Regions from separate parts of the Homo sapiens genome. Here region 2 is linked to region 1. The links are chromatin contacts, found by Hi-C or POLR2A ChIA-PET in ENCODE. All regions are on one chromosome and are shown on one strand. The core of a region is the stretch at or near the end of the contact, and the rest is flanking DNA. Distances in the headings are between cores, read along the strand shown. Region 1 holds the start of PABPC3 (poly(A) binding protein cytoplasmic 3). Region 2 has its middle 18 kb from the start of AMER2.

Evidence for each region. Hi-C counts contacts between places; a loop is a spot of excess contacts on that map. ChIA-PET counts read pairs that join two places held with the same protein, here RNA polymerase II (POLR2A).
Region 2: a map with no recorded cell type shows a loop between it and region 1 (8-fold over the local background). The contact joins the enhancer-like site here to the promoter of PABPC3 in region 1. A Hi-C loop is called at or near these places in 1 of 168 maps with a recorded cell type or tissue (endothelial cell of umbilical vein) and 1 of 37 single-sample maps with no recorded cell type. POLR2A ChIA-PET finds 5 or more read pairs at or near these places in 1 of 52 experiments (activated CD8-positive, alpha-beta memory T cell).

The regions. Positions count from the first base shown.
Region 1 is chr13:25,094,355-25,098,058 of GRCh38, reverse strand. PABPC3 (poly(A) binding protein cytoplasmic 3) reads right to left here and starts at 1,923. Exons shown (of 1, transcript NM_030979.3): 1 at 1-1,923. The coding sequence starts at 1,860. It overlaps LOC124900613 (a long non-coding RNA gene), which reads right to left and starts at 2,439. Exons shown (of 3, transcript XR_941762.3): 1 at 2,400-2,439. RefSeq lists a silencer at 1,714-2,008.
Region 2 is chr13:25,152,373-25,156,076 of GRCh38, reverse strand. No RefSeq gene overlaps it. Among named protein-coding and RNA genes, the nearest start is that of AMER2, 18 kb to the left of the region's middle. Within about 2 kb of position 2,121, at least 2 of the 41 ENCODE cell types and tissues checked have a DNase peak (open chromatin) inside an H3K27ac peak, as active enhancers do.

The DNA of each region.
Region 1 (3,704 bases), core at 674-3,173:
TTTCTGGGTAGCCTCTTTAGCTTGGTGGGCTTGTAGTACAGCTACAGCTTCATCAACCTTAGAACGGAGTGACTCTGGAGACTCGAGCATATAAAGAAGTTCTGAATTATCAATCTCCAACAACATGCCAGTGATTTTCCCAGCAAGAGTAGGGTGCATGGCTTGAATAAGAGGAAAGAGCCGTTCACCTAACATTTGCTTTTGCTTTTGAGGAGGGGCAGATGCCAACCTGGAGGCAGTCAAAGTTTCCTGACCTTGTACATGAACAGCAAGCTGTTGCATTGTAACTTGTGGCTGTGCATTACGATGTTGCTGAGGATTGCGAACTCCCGCAGCATATTTATACCGTGGAACCGTGCGCACAGCAGGGGTAGCTGCAGCAGCAGCAGCAGCTGCAGGACGTGGACCCACTGTCTGTGTTGATGTGTTAGCAACACGCTGCGTTGACATGACTCGTGGAACCTGTGAAGAAGCTGGTCTCATAGTACTAAATGGTACTCTAGGAGCACCTGGGCGGATAGCACTGGGCTTATTTTGGAATGGATGAGGTCTGGCACCCTGAGCAGTCCAGCGAGGACTTGGTCTTAGTCGAGCAATTTGGCTAGGAGGATAGTATGCAGCATGGTTCTGAGTCTGTGGGACAGCTGTCATGAAGTAACCTGAAGGAGGTGCTCGCTGGTTGGGCACAGCTCGTACACTTGCCATTCTCTGCATATACTCGTTAGTGAGGTAAGCCTGGCGCTCTTCTTTGCGCTGAGCTAAAGCTACATACAATGGCTTTGTGGCCACAATTCTACCGTTCATTTCTGTAACTGCTTTAGTGGCTTCTTCTGGGGAGGAGAAACATACAAAACCAAACCCTTTGCTGCGACCACCTTCCATCATAACCTTTGCACTAGTGATTGTACCAAATGGAGAAAACGCTTTCCGGAGACGTTCATCATCAATACCATCATCAAGATTTTTCACATAAAGATTAACAACCTGGTATCTGGTGATCCTATCTTGCTTCATCTGTTCAAATGTGCGCTTAAGTTCCGTCTGCCGTTCCACTTTTTTCTGAGCTCGACCAACGTAAATTTGTTTTCCATTGAGCTCCTTTCCATTCATCTCATCTACAGCTTTCTGTGCATCTTCATGCCTTTCAAAGCTTACAAATCCAAATCCTTTGGATTTTCCACTTTCATCGGTCATTACTTTCACACTTAAGGCGGGCCCGAACTTGCCAAAGAGATCCTTAAGGCGCTCATCATCCATGTCTTCTCCAAAATTCTTGATGTAAACATTGGGGAACTCTTTTGCCCTAGCTCCAAGTTCAGCTTCTCGTTCTTTACGAGACTTAAATTGTCCAACAAATACTTTGCGACCATTTAGGAGCATTCCGTTCATTTTTTTAATAGCTCTTTCAGCTGCTTCGTGTGTCTCAAAGTGTACAAATCCATAACCCTTGGAACCATTTTCATCACAAACCACGTTACACGAAAGGATGTTACCAAAAGCAGAAACTGTATCATACAGTGCTTTATTATTAATGGACTTATCCAGATTTTTAACGAATATGTTGCCCACTCCACTTTTTCGAAGTGATGGATCACGCTGAGACCACATGATGCGTACTGGCTTGCCCTTTATAACATCAAAATTCATGGTGTCCAGAGCATGCTCCGCGTCCTTCGTATGCTGGAAGTTCACATACGCGTAGTTGGAGGAGCCGCTGGTGATCAAGTCCCTGCAGATCCGGATGGAGAGGATGGGCCCTGCCGGGCTGAACTTCTCGTAGAGCATCGCCTCAGTCACGTCGGGGTGGAGGTCCCCCACGTAGAGCGAGGCCGTTGGGTAGCTGGGGGTGCTGGGGTTCATTCTCGGCACGGCTGCCCGCAGGCACACAAGCCGCGACCTTTCCGTTACAGGAGTAGAGCGCGTGCCGGGGCCGGGGGCGTAGCCGGAGGGAGGGGAGCGGGGGCAAGCGCAGAGGGACAAAAATCAGCCGAAATCGAAAACTACTCAACGGCCGCAGAACGGGGTCGATCCGCTGCCGCTGGCTGCCGGCTGCCGGCGGGGAGCCAGGGTAGCGGTGTCGGGTCCGGGCAGCAGGAAGGCCTTGGTCTCTTAGTTCCTTCTTGGAGCTGCTGCGGGGCCGCTGGCGGGCGGCTCGGGCTCAGCTGCTTCACCGGGTTATTTTGTAAAAGAGCATTAATGATTTTTCTAAAATGATTTTTATAATCCAAATTTAAAATGCCTGGGAAAAAAATAAATGAAAGAATTTTTTTCTCCTTTCTCCTTTAGTATGTTTTTATATATGTTCTACTTTACACAAATATATTTTTATAAAATATTTTCTACTTTTTACCTCGTCTCTACTAAAATTACAAAAAATTAGCTGGGCTTGATGTGCTCACCTGTAATCCCAGCTACTCGGGAGGCCTAGGCACGAGAATCGCTTGAACCCGGGAGGTGGAGGTTGCAGTGAGCAGAGATCGCGCCACTGCCCTCTAGTCTGGGTGACAGAGCGAGACTATCTCAAACAAACAAACAAACAAACAAAAAACCCCGAAAAACCGACTTTTTATATTATATAACAATATAAAACATAATAAATATGTAATTTTATTTTTCATTTATTTATTTTTATTTTACTTATTTATTTTTGAGACGGAGTTTTGCTCTGTCACCCAGGCTGGAGTGCAGTGGTGCGATCTCGGCTCACTGCAACCTCCACCTCCCAGGTTCAAGCGATTCTCCTGCCTCAGCTTCTAAAGTAGCTGGGATTACAGGCACCCACCACCAAGCCTGGCTAATTTTTTGTATTTTTAGTAGAGACGGGGTTTCACCATCTTGGCCAGGCTGATCTTGAACTCCTGACCTCGTGATCCACCCACCTCGGCCTCCCAAAGTGCTGGGATTACAGGCGTAAGCCACCGTGCCCGACCAATAAATATGTAATGTTAATATAGTATTATATGATATAGTCTTTTGAGGTCAGGTTGGGATTCATTATTAAGTATACGTTTTATGATTATAAGTACACAATCTTGTGACCTAATATAGCTACACATCTAAGTAAGTGATGATCTGAAATAATTCTATTTAAGAAAATCCTTTAAGAAAGGTCCAGTCCCACAAAAAATATCAGTTTGGGGGAGGATCTGTTCATTCTGTTCATGTTACAAATAATTTATTTTAGGGTTTTTTGTTTGTTTGTTTGTTTAGATAGAGTCTCGTTCTGTCACCCAGGCTGTAGTGCAGTGGTGCGATCTTGGTTCACCGCAACCTCCACCTCCCGGGTTCAAGGGATTCTAGCGCCTCAGCCTCCCGAATAGCTGGGATTACAGGCAGGCACTACCACGCCTGGCTAATTTTTGTATTGTTTTTAGTAGAAACGGGGTTTCGCCTTGTTGGCTAGGCTGGTCTAGAATTCCTGACCTCAGGTGATCCGCCCACCTACGCCTGCCAAAGCTCTGGGATTACAGGCGTGAGCCGCCGCGCCTAGCCTAGAGTAGAGGGTTTCTTTAAATAGTGGTTGCCACTAATATAAAATTCAATTAAAAGTTTAAAAATGAAGTTGATACACAGCTTTTTAGGAGCACGTCCATCATTTCAACAATGTGGTCTTGTAAAAACCAAGTGCTAGGAAGGGTGTGGTTACTCAACAATATGAGATCGATTTTCTGCCTCATTAACAAAAGCAAAATGCTCTTCCAGAG
Region 2 (3,704 bases), core at 872-3,371, 58 kb before region 1:
TATGTTGGAAATGTCCAAGGAGCAGATCTCCATGGCTCAATGTGTAGCCTTTTTTGGGGTGGGAGTGCCAGGTAGGCCAGGCCCCAATCTCTGCCTTCCCGTTCACCAGGCTTGTCTGTTTCTGGCTGATGGGCACTTTGAGTGGAGTCTCTGTCCTCAAATGACTGTTCTAAAGCAAGTAAGATAAACATGAAAAAGGGAGAGCTTTTTCTTTGCAAAATGTTTGATGCCAAAAAGTCCAACTGGAGTCAAAATCTATTTGCCACTATTGTAAGACCTTTCATCATGAAAGAAAAGAAAGTGTTGTTAGATTCTTTAAATCTAATTTCAAGTGTTATAAATGTTTGGAAGATTTGCAAAATGGTTTCCAACTTATCACCCGTTCGTGTGAACACGTTTTCTCCTGGATGGCGACTATGGAGATTTAGAAAAAAAATGCAGAGCCACTTTTGGCTCAAAACCCAAGAGACAAGCTACGCCCAAGACAGCAAGCCCACATTTCTCAGTAAAGTCCTCAAAAAGATTTTATTGAAAAATTTTAAGAAAGTTAATATTAAATAGTTCCCTGGATACTTATTTTTCTTGACATAATTATGATATGAAGAAAATGTAATGCGGTTTACCAAGTCCCATACGGTTGTCCTCAGATCCCCACTGTGCTGTATAAATATTGTCATTTTCTATGAGCGCCATGACAGGAAAAGCTTGGGAGGGCCCTGCCCTTCTCAATGTCGTGAGGTCTCCAAGCTCATGTGAGATTCACTCACCTTTTAGGGAAACTCCAGACTGCAGTCAGTCATTTCAGTTATTCTCCCCGTTTTACATCAGAAGAAAATGACTTTCTATTTCTCCCTCTCCCAGTAGCTGTTAAATAAGAGCAGCAATAGCACCAATGAATAACATAATGAATCTCAGTGGATTCTAGTATGAAATTCAATTACAAACTTAAATATACACATTTGATAAATTTTTCATTTTAAAATATCAGAAAGCAATAGAAATGATAACCTGGTCCTTTAAATTTAAATGCAGTCCTTCAAATGGTGGATGTCTGAGTCCATTTTCTGTTGCTTAAAACAGAATATCAGAAACTGGGTCATTTATAAAGAAAAGAAATTTATTTCCTACAGTTATGGAGGCTGAGAAGTCAAAGGTCAAGGGGCCACATCTGGTGAGGGCCTTGCTGGTGGGGATTCTCTGTGGAGTCCTGAGGTGGCACAGGGCCTCACATGGCCAGGGGCCTGATTGTGCCCACGTGCTAGCTCAGGTCTCTCTTCCTCTTCTTATAAAGCCATCAGTCCCACTCCCACGGTAACCCATCAATCCATTAACCCATCGATCCATGAATCCATGAATGGACTAAGCCATCATGAGGGCTCTGCCAATCACCTCTGAGTACTGCCATGTTGGGGATGAAGTTTCAACATGAGTTTTGGAGGGGACAAATATTCAAACCACAGGAGTGGGCAATTCAGTTGAGCAAAACTGTGGGTTCAGAGGAGCTCTGGAGCATATACTTCACCACAAACCCCGAGCCACCTTGACACAAGTGAGTGGGCCTTTTCTTCTCTGTGCCAGCCAGCTTTTAGCTTTTAGACTGAGCATCTTTTTCTATATTTACTGGCCGTTTGGGTTTCTTTTTCTGAGCACCACCTGCTCATAGTTTTCACTTTGTTTCCTCATCTCCCTAAAGCCTCTGCTCTCAACCTGCCCAGAAAACAGGACAATACAAGTGTTTCCCTAAACAGGTGTTTCCTTAGTAGCAAGTCTGATGCCAGCTTTAAAAATAATTTCTCCGCCCTTGCTACCTGGGTAATTACATAAAAGAGAAAACAGTGAAGGCAAATGGAATGGAAAGAAGGAGGAATTCTGCTGCAGACACTAGGGCAGCTCTGCCCAGGTCTCCAGGGAGGCTCAGGTGCTGGTGCTAATAATAACTTGAAGGAAACAAAAACATTTCACCCCAAAATATCCTTTGGCATATTTTGAGATGGCCGTTCAGAGGACCAGTGAACAGAACTAGCCTTGCAAAGCTGCCTTTTGTGAGGCAGATTTGCATCTGTAGAGAAAACCCGGCTTGAGGCCATCCTGGTTTCTCTGAGTCCTTCCCTTGTCTGCATCTAAGAACAATGAACTGAGAGGCTGACAGTTGAACACTGCATGTTCTCACTCATGTGTAGAAGCCAAAAAAGTTGATCTCATAGAAGTAAGAAGTAGAACAGAGGATACTAGAGGCTGGGCAGCCTAGGGGGAAGGGAGGACAGGAAAAGGTTTGTTAAAGGATACAGAATTATAGCCAAACAGGAGGAATAGCTCTAGTGTTCTGTAGCACTGTAGGGTTACTATAGTTCACAATAATACGTCAGATAGTTTCAAATAGCTAGAAGGATGATGCTGAATGTTTCCAACACAAAGAAATGATTAATGTCTGAGATGATGGATATGCTAACTGCCCTTTTCTGATTGCCGTACATTATATGTATTGATATATCACTGTGTGCCCCGTGAATATAATTATTGGTTGTCAATTTAAAAAATAAGAAATAAATAAAAGGTGAATCTAAAGAAATAAAAATAGAAGTCTAAAAACGTTTACCATTTGTTCTCTCTGAAGGCTGCTTTCACCTATGTAACAAGACCACCTTTGCTGGCCAGGCCTCCTCTTCGCCCTGCTCCCATAACCTGCTTTGCCACAATTCAAGCCCCCATTCTTTCTATAACCTCAGGATGGTATATAAGCTTCTGAACCCCTCTGGAGGTGGGGGCTATGGCTCTCTGGTTCTCCCCTGTGTGTATTTAATAAATCTGTGTTCCTTTTGTGAGTTGATTTTTCAGTGAACCTTCAGAGGGTGAAGGGGAAGCTTTCCTTTCGCCCCTACAGACTCATCTCTGCGACCTTCTCTTGGCTGGAACTCCCTCTCCAGGTGTGTCTGCAAGCTGCCCTCATCCCACTTTGTGCCTGGAAAGGGGACACACAGGCCCTGCTCCCTGGACTGAAAGCAGGTCAGGCTCTCAGGTGAAATCTCTGCTTCAGGTGAAATCTCTGCTCCAGGCGCCCACAGGGTCTGGCAGAGGGTAGATCTCCCCAGAAACCGCATCCTTTCTCACGCTTCCTCTTGCCTTTCCTCACCCTTTCCAGATGCTCCTAGGAGCCCTCCTGGAATAAAACACAGGCCCAGGGGTCCCACCTGGCCATGCTTTTGGGGAACCCAGCCTGACATGGAAGGGGAAGATGGATTTTTCCTGAGGTTGAGATTTCCCGAGTAAGATTTGGAATTGGAGGACACGGAGAGAGGGAGTGGTGAGGACAAGGGAATCAATATGAGTACACGAGAATGAGAGAGGGGCAGTCTAGCTGAAAAGCAGCGATGTGGGCGGAGAAAGGAGAGCCAAAAGGAAAGTAGGAGAGGCACACATTCTGTGTCTCTTACGGGGAGGAATAAAATTGCCCAGAAACTGTGGTTTCCCGAGCCCAAGGAGGTGGCCGGAAAGACCTCTGATGGAGCCTGAGACGTTTGTGGCTACGTCCTTGGTCATCTGTGGGTGGGGCACTAGTTTCGACCCCCGGGGACCTGGTTTCTGAAGGTTGCACACCAGGTAGGGTGCCTGCTCCACTTGTCCCTGACAGTATGTGGTCCTGCTGCTGTACGGACATTCTCCTGGCAGTTTTTGTTTCATCTGCTCTGACTTCCTCGCTCTGCTCA